5 separate regions of the Homo sapiens genome follow, and all the other regions are linked to region 2. A link is a contact called in ENCODE Hi-C or POLR2A ChIA-PET data. All regions are on one chromosome and are shown on one strand. Each heading gives the region's core, a stretch centred on a gene start or an enhancer-like site at or near the end of the contact. The rest is flanking DNA. Distances are from core to core; before and after follow the strand shown. Region 1 overlaps ARHGEF18 (Rho/Rac guanine nucleotide exchange factor 18). Region 2 holds the start of TRAPPC5 (trafficking protein particle complex subunit 5). Region 3 holds the start of MAP2K7 (mitogen-activated protein kinase kinase 7). Region 4 holds the start of PEX11G (peroxisomal biogenesis factor 11 gamma). Region 5 overlaps SAXO5 (stabilizer of axonemal microtubules 5).

Region 1 (2,700 bases), core at 81-2,580, 260 kb after region 2:
AGACAGAGTCTCACTTTGTCGCCCAGGCTGGAGTGTGCTGGCGCAATCTCAGCTCACTGCAACCTCTGCCTCCCAGGTTCAAGCAATTATCCTGCCTCAGCCTCCTGAGTAGCCGGGACGACAGGCACGTTCCACCACGCCCGGCTAATTTTTCTATTTTTAGTAGAGACAGGTTTCATCATGTTGGCCAGGCTGGTCTCCAACTCCTAACCTCAGGTGATCCACCCGCCTCAGCCTCCCAAAGTGTTGGGATTACAGGCATGAGCCACCGCGCCCAGGTTATTCTTTGCTGCTTTTTTTCTTTTTTGAGACAGGGTCTTGCTCTGTTGACCAGGTTAGAGTGCAGTGGTGCAGTCATGGCTCACCACAGTCTCCAACTGCTAGGCTCTAGCCATCCTCCTGCCTCAGCCTCCCAAGTAGCTGGGACTATAGGCATGTGCCACCAAGCCTGGCTAATTTCCTATTTTCTTATTTTATTTTATTTTTGAGACAGGGTCTCACTCTGTTGCCCAGGCTGGAGTGCAGTGGTGCATTCATAGGTCACTGTAGCCTCGAACTCCTGAGTTCAAACAATCCTCCTGCCTCAGCCTCCTGAGTAGCTGGGACTACGGGCACACACCAATATGTCTGGCTAATTTTTATGTTTTTTGTAGAGACAGGGTGTTGCTATGTTGCCCAGGCTGGTCTTGAACTCCTAACCTCAAGCGATTCTCCTGCCTTGGTCTCCCAAAGTGCTGAGATTACAGGCATGAGCCACTGTGCCCGGCCTCTCATAATTCTTAATAAGCTTTTTTTTTTTTTTTTGAGACGGAGTCTCACTCTGTCACCCGGGCTGGAGTGCAGTGGCGCTATCTCAGCTCACTGCAACGTCCACCTCCCAGGTTCAAGCAATTCTCCTGCCTCAGTCTCCTGAGTAGCTGGGATTACAGGCACCCGCCACCATGCCTGGCTAATTTTTGTATTTTTAGTAGAGACGGGGTGTCACCATGTTGGCCAGGCTGGTCTTGAACTCCTGACCTCGTGATCCGCCCGCCTCACCCTCTCCAATTGCTGGGATTACAGGCGTGAACCACTGTGCCCGGCCCATTCTTAATAAGCTTTAACTTCAAAAGTTTGTTTTTTTTGTGGGGAAGTAGGGGGAGACCCCCACCTTTTTTCCATTGATGTAGAACGCATTTCTCTAAATGTGTAAGACCAAGCCAGAGCCCTACTCTTGTTTAATGAAGATAAGAACTAAGGTAAACTGCTATAGGTGAGTCACCTTAGGGGCATTAGAAAAAAAAAGGGCGGAACAAAGTGGAACATTCTTGGGCATAAAACCAGTTGGCTGCATGTCATGGTCTTAAAAAAGTACAAATGTGGTACAAACTCTTCATCTGCAAAGATTCCTGGCTGATAAGAAATGGCTCTCGGGAAATACTGATAAGGGCTCATGAAGAAATATCACCTATAGCACTGTTACCTGAATTTGAGCCTTTTTTTTTTTTTTCCCCGAGACGTAGTCTCACTCTGTCACCAGGCTGGAGTGCAGTGGCGTGATCTCGGCTCACTGCAACCTCTGCCTCCCGGGTTCCAGCGATTCTCCTGCCTCAGCCACCCAAGTAGCTGGGATTACAGGCACCTGCCACCATGCCTGGCAAATTTTTGTATTTTTAGTAGAGATGAGGTTTCACCATGTTGGCCAGGATGGTCCCGATCTCCTGAACTCGTGATCCGCCCGCCTCGGCCTCCCAAAGTGCTGGGATTACAGGCGTGAGCCACCGCGCCCAGTCTAAATTTGAGCCTTCTTAATGAATAGTACAAGAGTGAACTAAAATTTAAAATTAAATTAAAATCGACCAGCACTCTTACCATCACTTACAAATGTCTCTGTGCCCCCATCTTTATTGACACGGGTGTACATGTTCAGTTATAGTTGCAGGGAACACACAAGTATTTCACGTTGCTATAGACTTTGTAAGTATCGCTTTAATCGTTTCCCTGCTGTTAGACATTCGAGGCATTCCAATTTCATACAAGAGCCTCCGTGAGACGAGATTTTGGACGCAAAGGTTACAAATCCTTTCTGATGTTTAGACTTGCATTACCAAATTGCTTTTCCCAAGGACTTTGCTAATAAGTGTAACCTTGCAAGAAAATCTAGCTCAAGAAAGAAACTCCGGCCTGGGGTGGTGGCTCATGCTTGTAATCCCAGCACTCTGGGAGGCTGAGACAGGCGGATCACCTGAGGTCGGGAGTTCGAGACCAGCCTGACCAACATGGAGAAACCCTTTCTCTACTAAATATACAAAATTAGCCGGGCGTGGTGGTGGGCGCCTGTAATCCCAGCTACTCGGGAGGCTGAGGCAGGAGAATCGCTTGAACCCGGGAGGTGGAGGTTGCGGTCAGCCGAGATCACGCCATTGCACTGTCCAGCCTGGGCAAAAATAGCAAAACTCCATCTCAGAAATAAATAAATAAGTAAATAACATAAAAACCTCAAAGTGGAGGGCCACCATTTTTGATGCCACCCCAAATCAATAGTGTGTCAGTTTTCACATGGCTTGCTTCTATGAGATCCACTTCTGGGTTCACTTCTACTAGAGCCACTAGAACACACAGCTCGCTTCTATCAATACTAGATCGACTTCCTCTGTTTCCTTTCCCAAGTGTAGGGATGCGGGCTGTAGAATTAGGGGTATCTTGATACATGACATTTCT
Region 2 (2,700 bases), core at 201-2,700:
GACTTCCCGCGCGTGAAGCGCGCCTCCATGCCGCCGCCACCCTGCGGGGAGACCAGGAAGTGCAGGTGTCAGGGGCAATGGGAAGGGGAGCAGGCCGGGAGGAAAGGAGGGAGAACCGCGAGGGGCCCTGGGACACCCTCGACCCATGCCACTGTTGTGTGCTCCAGTGCCGACTTCCCACTTGCAAAGAGATGCGCGTAAAACACGCCTCGATTACACGTAACCAGATAAATCAAGGGAGGGGGGAGTCTTATACCCTCGGCAGGCAGCGGGCTAGCGGGAGTGGGGACAAGGTGGGAGGAGAGACACGAGGGGGAACAGAAGAGGAGGCCGAAACCACCCAACCCTCGGGCATGCAGACGGTTCAATTGCGAAAGCGCCTTCCTGCCCGCTCCGCCACCTACAGGAGTAACTAGAAAACTAGTGTATGGGGGGAGGGGCGTCAGATCTAGGGCAGGGAGGTGACAAAGATGAGGCACCACGAGGGGATATGGGCAGTCGCTCCTGCCCCGCCCTGCGCTCCAGCACAGACGACCCTCGGGAACTTTCCTGCCGGCCCCCTGCGGAAAGCCAGAGTAAAGGGGGTGGAGGGTGGGAGTGGGGTAGGAGCGTGTCAAGACCAAAAGCCAGGAGGGTTGGGGGCTTTAACAGGGGGGATCCGTGGGGCCAGGCAGGAGGGGCGGGTAACCCCCAACCCCAAGCCCTCAGGCAGGCAGCTCCGATGTGTCACGCAGGAACCCTTCGTCCTTTGAGACGCGGATGGGCCTGGGTTCTGAAGGCTGGGAGGAGGGGCCCAGAGGTGTTGGGAGCCTCCCACCCCCGTGCTCTCCAGAAAGGAAGCTGGATGCTGAGCAACTGTGGTCCTCCCATCAGCTGTCGGTGCGGGGAGAGGGAGATGGGGTAGGGGGCTCCTGAAGAGAAATGGGGTGGGGAGCGGGCGCCGAGACGGGATCGGAGGGGCAGCTGAGAACCCGCCCCCACCATGCATGGGGAGGTGTGTGGATGCTAAGCCGACCCCAACGAGGTCTGCGTGGGAGGTGGGAGAACCAGCGGGGAGGGGTGTCCCAGGGGCTCCGGGCCGCCCCCGCCCCAGCATGCAGATCCGTCCGTGGCGAGGGCCCTGGGCGCGCGAGATGGGAGAGGGATCGTTAAGACCCCACCACCGGGCTGCGATGGGGGCTGAAGTGAGCTGAACTGCCGTAGGGTCAGGGCCCCGCGACCCTCGCCCCGTACCTCTACACTGGGGAGAAACCCACCCTCCTCGCAGCCTCCTGAGGGGGGCCGAAGCGAGCGGGCTCGGGATCGCGGACGCCGAGACCCCAGCCCGGGACCCACACGCCCGCGGGGAAGGGGCCGGGGAGCGGACGAGGCCCGGCGCGGGCAGGGGGGTGGGTAGGGTCTCACCAGGAACCGCAGCAGTCTGCTCGGCCGAGCTGCTTTACGGCGCCGTAAAAGGCGCTGCGTGCGCAGGCGCTCGACGGGCCAGGCGTGTGGGCGGGGCGCGCGCAGCGGTGCCTGAGAGCGGCCGCAGGGGGGCGCGCGAGTCCGCGGAGCCGGACCCAGGGACGTGGCCCACGGCCGTGATGGCTGCTCCGCGCGTGGCCAGGGTCTCGCTGGCTCTGGGTGGCCCACGCTGGAGGGGACGCTTGCAGGCCTAGTCACCTGCTCAGGGCGCACGTATGACAATGGGCCAATGTATACCCTTGCACATGGACACACCTGTTGGCTTTTCCAGGCACTCCTATGTCCTTGGGGATGGGTTCAATTGTCTCAAGTGCATCCATGTGGCCCGCGGTGGCTCCCGCCTGTAACCCCAGCATTTTCGGAGGCGGAGGTGGGAGAATCACTTGAGGCCAGGAGTTTGAGACCAGCCTGGACAACATAGCTAGACTCCCACTTCTTTAAAAAAAATTAGCCAGGTGTGGTGGTGTGAACCTGTAATCCCATCTACTCGGGAGGCGGAGGCAAGAGGATCGCCTGAGCCCAGGAGGTCGAGGCTGCAATGAGTCATGATCGTACCACTGCCCTCCAGCCTGGGTGATAGAGCGAGACCCTGTCTCAAAAAAACAAAAACAAACAACAACAACAACAAATCAAGTGCATGCATGAGCGGTGGACATAGTACCTTAGGGTCATGTACACTCATGGATACATGCTCAATGGCATAGATACACTCACGGGCACAATTACACACGTGGGTACACGCTTAGGGCTTGTATATATCCGTGGTCCCAGGTACACTCAGGGAGATGTTGTATGCTCAGGGGCACCCACTCTGGGACACAGGGAAGACACAGGGAATGAGTTACTCATTCACAGATGCACAGGTACTCACGCAGGGCACTCAGTCTCGCCCACCCTGGTGCCCCGGGGTCATTGTCACGTGCAGACTCTCCCTCTCCCCAGGTCCCAAAACCCCTCCCCTTGCCCCAGTAACAGGTCCCATAGCGACGCTGTTTTCCCTTGACTTTATTTATCTTCATAAGTCACAAAATGTGAGTGCAGAGATAAATGTCTGTGTGCATGTGCCCTGAGCACACAGGGTGGCATAACTCGGCACACTCATAATGACACAGCCGTTCACCCAGCCACAGATAGTGACAGGGCACACATGGCGACACCCACATGTACGGAGATAAATCTCCCCCACCATGACATGGGTAGACAGAAAACACGCCGCAGTATACTCTAGTATGTTTA
Region 3 (2,700 bases), core at 66-2,565, 220 kb before region 2:
AGAGAGAATTTTACTGGGTCAAGAAAGACACAAAAAGGATCATGGGTCAGGGGTGGTGTTCACAGGGTTTGAAAATCTAATTTCCTCCAGCCCAGAGGATTTAGAGACCAGGATCTTGGGGAAAAAGCCGGGAGACTAGATATGGTCAGTGTTCCCAGGCCAGGTGTGTGTGAAGCGAGAGGTACTGATCTAGGATGACAAGGTGTCAGGGAGGTAGGTACCGAGGTGGTGGGACTGATCAGAAAGCAGGTGGATGTATGCTGGGGCGCGGCGGGAGCAGGCCTAGAGTCACACTGGCCCCAGGTGTCCCCAGGTCAGGTGGGTGTGGGTGTGAAGGGAAGGGGAGCCATCACTTGAACACAGGTGACAAAGTCACCGGGCTGGCTGGGGGTCGATGTGCATTTCTGGAGGTCAGACACCACACGCTCACCAAGATGGTGGCAGTGAAACTGGTCACAGGGATTTGCGGGGCCTGGTGTATGTGGGAGGGGGTCTGCTGAGCCCAATGCCATGGTCACTGTCGCCAAGAGGGGGAGAAGGGACCCCCTCCCGTCCCCCCACCTCAGACACGGTCACAGGGAGAGCGAGAGGGAGAATCCTCGGGTCAGAAGAGATGGGGAGGGGCTCTATGTGGTCAAGTAACCTCAGGTGTCCCCGAGCCAGGCGTGCGCGTGTGCGTAGATCGTCGCTGCACGGGGCTGACAAGCCCCCAGGCCGGGGGAGGGGGGCGCCAGACAGTCCCTGAGATGACGAGAGTGGTAGCATCAGGTCAACAGGGACGTGTCTGTGTTTTCGGGGCGACCTGGATGTGGTCACTGTCGCGTGGAGTCGGGGAAGCCCGACCCAGAGGATCACGGCGATGGGGGCGGGTCATCAGCTGGGGGCCTCGCCTGGGTCCGGGAACTGGGCTCCCAAGCCCTGAGGGTGCGAACCCCCCGGAGCTCGCCGGCTCCACGCCCCCCGGGTCACCGTGACCCTCGCCCCGCGAGCCCGCAGCGGGGGGGGCGGAGAGGAGAGCGAGCGCCCCGGAAGCGGGGGCGGGGCCTTGTGGTGGGGGCGGGGCCTCCCGCGGCGCGCGCCCCGCCCCGCCCGCCCGCCCCCTCCCCCACGCCGCCGTGCTTACTGGGCCTGGGCCGCTGGGGGCTGATATCCAGGTTGAGGTCGATCCTCCGCCGGGCCTCCCGGTTCTCCTGCTTCAGCTTTGCTTCCAGGCGGGACAGCTTCTGTTCCAGGGAGGACGCCGCCATCTTCCCCGCCGCCACCGCCGCCGCGCACCGCCCGGCCGCCCGTCAGTCCGGCAGACAAACACCGCACTGCGCCTGCGCCCGGATGACCCCGTCGAGCCGCCGTCTCGCCCCGCACCGCGCATGCCCGCGGCGCGCACCCGCCCTTCTCCGCGTGCGAACCTCCGCGCGTGCGTGCTTCGGCTCAGCCCGAAGGATGACGCCACCTAGAGCTCGAGGCAGGCAACGTGCAACCCCCGCCTTCGTCGCCACCACCACCGTAGTGCGCATGCGCCAATTCCCGATCGCTCCTGAGAGAGGCGCTGCGAGGAAACACCATTCTTCTGAGGACGGTGGGCGGGGAAAACGGCGCGCATGCTTAGCGAGGCGAAGCCGTGTTCGCCCGCGTGGCTTTTGCGCATGCGCATTCCTGGAACCTCGTTCCCAAAGCGGCAGTCGATCCCTGGTCTCCACGGCGGTGCAGCCTCAGCCTCCTCGCTTTTCACGGTCGGCTTGGGCGTCCCTTCGGAATGCCTTCCTCACTGATGGTGCTTTATTAGGATTCCTCTTGTGCTTAATTACCTCCTAGCCTCCTGCTGGCAGCGGGGTGCCGCCTCCTCACCGTAATTAGGCTCCGTCGAGAGCCCTTTCCCTTCTTGCCAGCCCCAGCAGGCTCAGAGTTGGCCGAAGCCAGGGGGGAGGGGACGGCCATGGGAACCCAGCGGTGTGACCCCTGCCCTCGGCGACGGGGCCAAGGTCAAGGCCAGAGTTGTTGGCCAGACCCACATAGAACCTCAAGACACCCCCCTTATCTCTCTCGCACCCGGAACGTGAGCCCAGCGCCTGGACGTGGAGAATTCCTATCTGAGGAGGGGCGCTGGGGTTAGGTGCCAGTGCTTGGGCCCCCGGCAGCCTAAACCACTCCTTTAAGTGGTCCGACGGGTGCTGGGGAAATGTCCCATCTGGAACCCAGGGATCCCCCCAAGAGCGGCTTCCCTCTGCTCTTAGATGCGAGAAGGAAGTTCTGATTTTGCGGACACCCGGGAGGTGGCCAGGGCCAGGCAGACTCTGCCAAGTGCCCTTCCAGCTTCTGGTCCAACGAGGGAACACTTTGGGATGAGAGTTACCGGCTTGTCGGAACTCCTCTGGTGACGATTTGTGGGTGGAGCACACACAAGTGTAGAGTTATAGCTGAGGTCTTTACCTTTCCGTCTTCCAGGCAGCCTTCTGTGCCTCTGCTCTGAGAACATGAGACTCATCCTTGATTCTGGCACACGGGTGTTACTTGGTCACATGAAATAAAAGGTTACGGGCATGGTGGTTCACGCCTGTAATCCCAGCACTTTGGGAGGCCGAGGCGGATGGATCACGAAGTCAGGAGAGGACCAGCCTGGCCAAGATGGTGAAACCCCGTGTCTACTAGAAATACGAAAATTAGCCGGGCATGGTGGCAGGCGCCTGTAATTCCAGCTACTTG
Region 4 (2,700 bases), core at 65-2,564, 190 kb after region 2:
GCTCCGTCTAAAAAAAAAAAATTAACAAGGGAAAAACAAATTTATTAACATGTGTACCTTATGTGTACATGGGAGATGCCAAGAGAAATGAGGTGGCTTATATAGCTTATATAACTCCTGCTTATATAGCACCTTCAACATATAGCAGCAAATTTTTGGAGAAGTGACAAGACGAAGGAAAAGGACATTGAGGCCGGGTGCGGTGGCTCACGCTTGTAATCCCAGCACTTTGGGAGGCCGAGGCGGGCGGATCACTTGAGGCCAGGAATTTGAGAACAGCCTGGCCAACGTGGTGAAACCCCGACTCTACCAAAAATACAAAAATTAGCCGGGCACAGTGGTGCACAGCTGTGATCCCAGCTACTTGGGAAGCTGAGGCACGAGAATCGCTTGAACCAGGGAAGCGGAGGACGCAGTGAGCAGAGATGGCGCTACTGCACTCTAGCTTTGGGGACAGAGCAAGACTCCGTCTCAAAAAAAAAGAAAAAAAAAAAAAAGACGTCTCCAGACAAGAGTCTAAAGGTGTCCCTGGTGATCAACCTTTGTCCTTCCTGGTAGAGAGGGGAGGAGGGCACCTTTGTACCTTTAGGTCCTGCTTTGAGGCAAATCAGGGAAGAACAGAGAGCTTTTCCGGTATCAGCTTCATTGATCTCAGCTCAAAATAATCCTACACCAAGGTCGCATATTTCAGAGGGGCATATGCTGGTCTCCTACGGGGGTCTCTCTTGGGGGTGATAAAAATACCCCGAAACTAGCAAGGGGTGATGGTTGTCCAACATGTGCATGTACTAATGTCACTGAATTGTGCATTTTTATTTTTTATTTATGTATTCTAGAACAATTCTTAACGTCCAAAGATAACGTCTTTCCTTAACGTCGAAAGATGCCTTGTTGTGATATTACAGCAGTCATTCCTGCTCACTACGGGCAGGCAGACAGTGCAGAAAAGGTGAAGCACAAAAACTAAAAAGGAAAATCTCTCCTTGAACCACTGCGAACAGGTTGGTGGTTTTGCTTGGAATATTTTTGGAGCGTGTGGGTAGTTGGTTAAACTTAGAAATATATTTTTTTGTGCGTGGGTAGTTGGCCAAACCGCCGTGGGGCAGAATGCAGCAAACTCCGAGGATGATCCAGGGTCTGCAGGCCTGGAGAGCACACACGTGTCGGCCCCACCTCTGCAAACTCTGTCCCTCCCCTACAGCGGACAAAAAGCCGGTCAGGGGGACAAAGGCCTGCGGCCGCGCCTGCGCGCAAGCCTTTGGGGCGCTCCCGGTACCCCGGCCTGGCCCCGCCCCCTGGCGCGGCGCGCCGACGTCGCGGTGACGTCACGGAGTTGCCATGGCGTCGCTGAGCGGCCTGGCGTCGGCGCTGGAGTCGTACAGGGGCCGGGACCGCCTGGTGAGGCAGGGGCGGACCGGGGCCGGAGGTCCTAGAGTTTGGCCCAAGCTCAGAGACTGGGAAACGGGCCAGAGAGGGGACGGGGTCGCCCAGGATACTCCGTCGCAGAGGCCCCGTCCGAGCTAGGCTCAAATGCGGTGCCCTAGCATTGGACATTTATGTATTTATTTATTTTGGCTGGAGTGCAGTGGTGCGATCTCTGCTCACTGCAGCCTCCGCTTCCCGGGTTCAAGCGATTCTCCTGCCTCAGCACTCCCGAGTAGCTGGGACTACAGGCGCCCGCCACCACTCCCTGCTATTTTTTTGTATTTTTAGTAGAGACGGAGTTTCATCGTGTTAGCCAGGATGGTCTCGATCTCCTGGCCTCAAGCGATCCACCTGCCTCGGCCTCCCAAAGTGCTGGGATTACAGGCGTGAGCCACCGCGTCTGGCCAGCGTTGGACATTTAGATAGTTTCTGCCAACCCAACCTGTCTGGACATTGACACACTGGCCAGATTCCCGTGTTTGGACGTTTTGGATCCGACCAGGCCACTGAAGTTGTCCTGAACAATCTCGTGTTGGGATTTGGGATGTTGCAGGGCTCCCCTGTGGCTGGACATTCACTTCCAACCAGATTCCCTATAGTTGGGCATTTAGGTTGTTTCAGCCAACCTAGACCAAAGAACACGCCATGGCCTGGGCCCTGCCATGCCTAAGCAGCGATGGGTTCCAACAAAACCCCAGTTGGTCATTTAGATCGTCTCTGCCAACCCAGCCTGGCTGGACGTTTACATACCAAACAGATTCCCATGTTTGGACATTTAGGATCTGACCGGGCCACTGTAGTTGGTCCCTGGGTTGTCCCAAACAATCTCATGTGGGGATTTAGGATATTGCAAGACTCTCCCTATGGCTGGACAGTTTTTAGTTCCAATCAAGTCCCATATGGTTGAACATTTAGGTTATGCCATCCATGCCCCTGAGTCTGGACTCTTAGCTTGTCCCCACCAGTCTCTTATAGGTAGACATTCAGGTTGTACCAGGCGGTGTACTGGTGGCTAGGCATTTAGATTCCATTCAAATATCTTATGATTGGGGGGGTGGGTTAACAAATCTCCCCCGAGTTGAACATTCAGATTGCAGTGTTTTGCCATTATAATGGGGCTGGAAAGGAATTACAAGTAAAAATAAATAAAACAACAGGAACAAGCAATTTCTGAAAAGCAGGTAAAATAAAGATATAAGGGAGGCCAGGCGTGGTGGCTCGCGCCTGTGATCCTAGCACTTTGGGAGGCTGAGCTGGGTGGATTGTCTGAGCTCA
Region 5 (2,700 bases), core at 106-2,605, 170 kb after region 2:
GTTATGCAGGGGCGGGGCTTGGCCACGAAGGGGCGGGATTGTCCAGGGGCGGAGTTGGGGTTCTGGTCAATTTGGGGTGGGATTTAGCCCTTCAGAAGGTGAAGCCTGGGGTAAGGTGGGGCCGCCTAGGGACAGAGCCAGAGCATCAAAGGCTGGGGAGGTTGAACTCTGGGGAGAGGTGGGCAAAAAGGGCCCCAGGCTGGGCTGAATGAGGAGCTGGATAAGAAGATGGAGAGAAACCAGGGGTGTCCCTGGAAGGACTCCAGGGCTGGGGTGATCCTGGGTGGCTCTGAATTAACCCTCGTCTTGGGTATAACAGTGGTGGTGGTGCAAAGATGCCCCTGAGCTGACCTTGACATGACCCTGGGGGGTGAGCTAGAGATGACCTCTATTTTTTTTTTTCCTTTTTTTGAGGCAGAGTCTTGCTCTGTTGCCCAGCCCAGAGTGCAATGGTGCGATCTTGGCTCACTGAAACCTCTGCCTCCCTGGTTCAAGCAATTCTGTCTCAGCCTCCCTAGTAGCTGGGATTACAGGCATGCGCCACCATGCCTGACTAATTTTTGTATTTTTAGTAGAGACGGGGTTTCACCATGTTGGCCAGGCTGGTCTCGAACTCCTGACTTCAGGTGATCCGCCTGCTTCGGCCTCCCAAAGCGCTGGGATTACAAGCGTGAACCACTGCACCCGGCCAAGCTAGGGATGATCTTCAGGCTGAAGGGATATTAAGATGCCCCCGAGCCTGGGTGATCACTAACTCTGAGACAGGGTGACAGCATAGTCGTCCTGAGATAACTCTACACCAATGTGGGGGTTGCCTAATGATGGGTGGCTCCCCTCCGCCTCCCTTACCCGCTGTAGCATCTCTTCAGTCACCGGGGCCGGAGGTGTTCTGTGTGGCTTCAGCATCTTCTGGTTCATGGTTAAAAAATCGAATTCTGGAGATTCAGGTTGGGGAGGCTGAGTGAGGGCTGTGGGCCGAGGCGGGGCTGAGGGTGTGGTGAAGTTCAAGGGAAGGGTTCAAGAGCCAAGCCCAGGCCAGCGCTGAAGTTGACCAGGGGAGAAAAATGGATTAGGAGAGGGGGGAGGGAGGAGCCAAAGAAGGAGGGAGAAGCCAGAGGAAGGGGGAGGAGCTGGGAAAGAGGGAGGAGCTGGGAAAGAGGTAGGCGCTGGGGAAGAGGGAGGAGGTGGGGGAGGAGGAAGGAGCCAGGGGAGGAGAGAGGAGCTGGGGAAGAGGGAGGAACTGGGAAAGAGGGAGGAGCTGGGACAAAGGAAGGAGCCAGAGAAAGGGGGAGGAGCTTGGGAAGAGGGAGGAGCTGGAGGAGGACGGAGGAGCTAGGGGAGGAACCCAGAGCTAGGGCATAGGGCTAAGAAGGTCAGGGGCGGGGCCGGGCCAGATGAGTCTGTGGGCAGGGCCAGGCAGGGCAGGCTAGCGGGTCAGGGGCGGAGCCAGAGTCTGACAATGGAAGAGGAGTTAAGACTGGATAAGAGAGGATGGAGAAGGGGCAGGGCCGTGTCCAGAAGGATGGAGTTATGAAGGGGAGAGGCATGGCCATGAAGGGGCGGGATTATCCAGGAGCAGAGTTGGGGTTCTGGTCAATTGGGGGTGGGATTTAGCCTTTCAGGGGATGAAGCCGGGGGAGGGGAGGGCTGGTTAGGGGCGGGGCCAGAGCAGTGGCAAGGGCGAGGCTTCCAGGGCTGGGCTTCCCGGGACGGGGCTCCGTGGGGGCGGGGCTCCATGGGGAGGGGCTCCATGGGGGCGGGGCTTTCGGGGGTGGGGCTTCCCGGGGCGGGGCTCCATGGGGCGGGGCTTCCCGGGAGCGCTCACCGCCCGTGCCCCGCGGCAGGTAGCTTTGCTGCAAGTGGAGGTTGGGCGCTTTCTGCACCTGTCTCCACTCTGAAGGGCAGTAGTCCGAGCCCATGGTGGTCTTGAAGAAGCGTTTGAGTAGCTTTGGCTCCCCTAGGGTCACATGACTCTGCAATTTCTCATGAGGCACGTGGCGGCTGGGTGGCTGGGTCGGGGGTGGCGGCTGTAGGACCACATGGCATTTGAAAGCTCCGGCGTCCGAGAGGTCCCCGGGCCCGGGGGGGAGGGAGGAGGTGGGCTCTGTGTGACCTTGGACAGCTCCCTCACCCCTTCTGGGCCCCACCTGGTAGCACTGGGAGTTGGTACTCTTATCTCATTTTACAGAAGGAGCCACGGAGGAGGATCGGAGTGGTTAAGTGACTCGCCCTAGATCACTCAAGTACATCCAGGAGATTCCTGCATACATATCAAGCTCACTCCCACTTTGGGACTTCTGCACCTGCTATTTGCTCTGTCTGGGAAGCCCTTTTCCCTGCCGCCTTTTCGCTCTTCCTGCTCACCTGGCCGTAGAAGTACTGCATGAAGGTGTCCAGACTGCCGGGGCCGGGGCACCAATTTCCTTTCAGGATGTGCGACTCCGGAGTCTGATCGTGGTGAAGAACAAAAGGCTCTGCCAGAAGCGGAACAGGTGCAGAGCTGCCCTGGGAGGCTGCGGTGGGAGGCGGGACGGGGCGGGCCTCAGGCTCTCACCTGGCTCCCTGGCATAGAAGTGCTCGGCCTTGGTGGTCCTGTCGCGGAAGAGGCCGTCACCAGGACGGATATTTACACAGTGGATGTGGGCTGTGGCCTGGGCCTTGTCATACCTGTACGTAGTGTATTATTCCATCAAGAATAAG

The links. A loop is a pair of places that touch in the nucleus more often than their neighbours do. ChIA-PET counts read pairs that join two places held with the same protein, here RNA polymerase II (POLR2A). Pooled maps may share reads with other maps.
Region 1: a pooled map shows a loop between it and region 2 (2.4-fold over the local background). The contact joins the enhancer-like site here to the promoter of TRAPPC5 in region 2. A Hi-C loop is called at or near these places in 1 of 168 maps with a recorded cell type or tissue (heart right ventricle) and 1 of 50 pooled maps. POLR2A ChIA-PET finds 5 or more read pairs at or near these places in 1 of 52 experiments (GM12878).
Region 3: a map of heart left ventricle shows a loop between it and region 2 (4-fold over the local background). The contact joins the promoter of MAP2K7 here to the promoter of TRAPPC5 in region 2. A Hi-C loop is called at or near these places in 6 of 168 maps with a recorded cell type or tissue (GM12878, dorsolateral prefrontal cortex, head of caudate nucleus and 3 more), 9 of 37 single-sample maps with no recorded cell type and 19 of 50 pooled maps. POLR2A ChIA-PET finds 5 or more read pairs at or near these places in 3 of 52 experiments (AG04450, CD4-positive, alpha-beta memory T cell and PC-3).
Region 4: a pooled map shows a loop between it and region 2 (5-fold over the local background). The contact joins the promoter of PEX11G here to the promoter of TRAPPC5 in region 2. A Hi-C loop is called at or near these places in 8 of 50 pooled maps. POLR2A ChIA-PET finds 5 or more read pairs at or near these places in 5 of 52 experiments (CD4-positive, alpha-beta T cell, H1, HEK293 and 2 more).
Region 5: a loop to region 2 is called in a pooled map, with 2.4 times the contacts of the local background. The contact joins the enhancer-like site here to the promoter of TRAPPC5 in region 2. A Hi-C loop is called at or near these places in 2 of 50 pooled maps. POLR2A ChIA-PET finds 5 or more read pairs at or near these places in 3 of 52 experiments (CD4-positive, alpha-beta T cell, H1 and activated naive CD4-positive, alpha-beta T cell).

Annotation. Positions count from the first base shown.
Region 1 is chr19:7,423,786-7,426,485 of GRCh38, reverse strand. All of the region lies in intron 10 of ARHGEF18 (Rho/Rac guanine nucleotide exchange factor 18), which reads right to left. Among named protein-coding and RNA genes, the nearest start is that of ARHGEF18-AS1, 30 kb to the right of the region's middle. Within about 2 kb of position 1,330, at least 5 of the 41 ENCODE cell types and tissues checked have a DNase peak (open chromatin) inside an H3K27ac peak, as active enhancers do.
Region 2 is chr19:7,679,583-7,682,282 of GRCh38, reverse strand. TRAPPC5 (trafficking protein particle complex subunit 5) reads right to left here and starts at 1,450. Exons shown (of 2, transcript NM_001042462.2): 1 at 1,405-1,450; 2 at 1-41. The coding sequence starts at 29. It overlaps MCEMP1 (mast cell expressed membrane protein 1), which reads right to left. Exons shown (of 7, transcript NM_174918.3): 7 at 2,454-2,700. RefSeq lists silencers at 1-220, 1,186-1,745.
Region 3 is chr19:7,902,492-7,905,191 of GRCh38, reverse strand. It overlaps MAP2K7 (mitogen-activated protein kinase kinase 7), which reads right to left and starts at 1,315. Exons shown (of 11, transcript NM_145185.4): 1 at 1,124-1,315. The coding sequence starts at 1,247. LOC124904630 (a long non-coding RNA gene) reads left to right here and starts at 1,678. Exons shown (of 2, transcript XR_007067121.1): 1 at 1,678-1,771; 2 at 2,443-2,700. RefSeq lists enhancers at 273-812, 1,461-2,038 and a silencer at 754-1,103.
Region 4 is chr19:7,487,649-7,490,348 of GRCh38, reverse strand. PEX11G (peroxisomal biogenesis factor 11 gamma) reads left to right here and starts at 1,314. Exons shown (of 5, transcript NM_080662.4): 1 at 1,314-1,398. The coding sequence starts at 1,339. RefSeq lists silencers at 1,128-1,457, 1,508-1,567.
Region 5 is chr19:7,505,291-7,507,990 of GRCh38, reverse strand. SAXO5 (stabilizer of axonemal microtubules 5) reads right to left here. Exons shown (of 9, transcript NM_198534.3): 5 at 2,555-2,667; 6 at 2,365-2,474; 7 at 1,826-2,027; 8 at 850-935. Among named protein-coding and RNA genes, the nearest start is that of SAXO5, 9.1 kb to the right of the region's middle. RefSeq lists an enhancer at 1-48 and a silencer at 1,361-1,440. Within about 2 kb of position 1,355, at least 5 of the 41 ENCODE cell types and tissues checked have a DNase peak (open chromatin) inside an H3K27ac peak, as active enhancers do.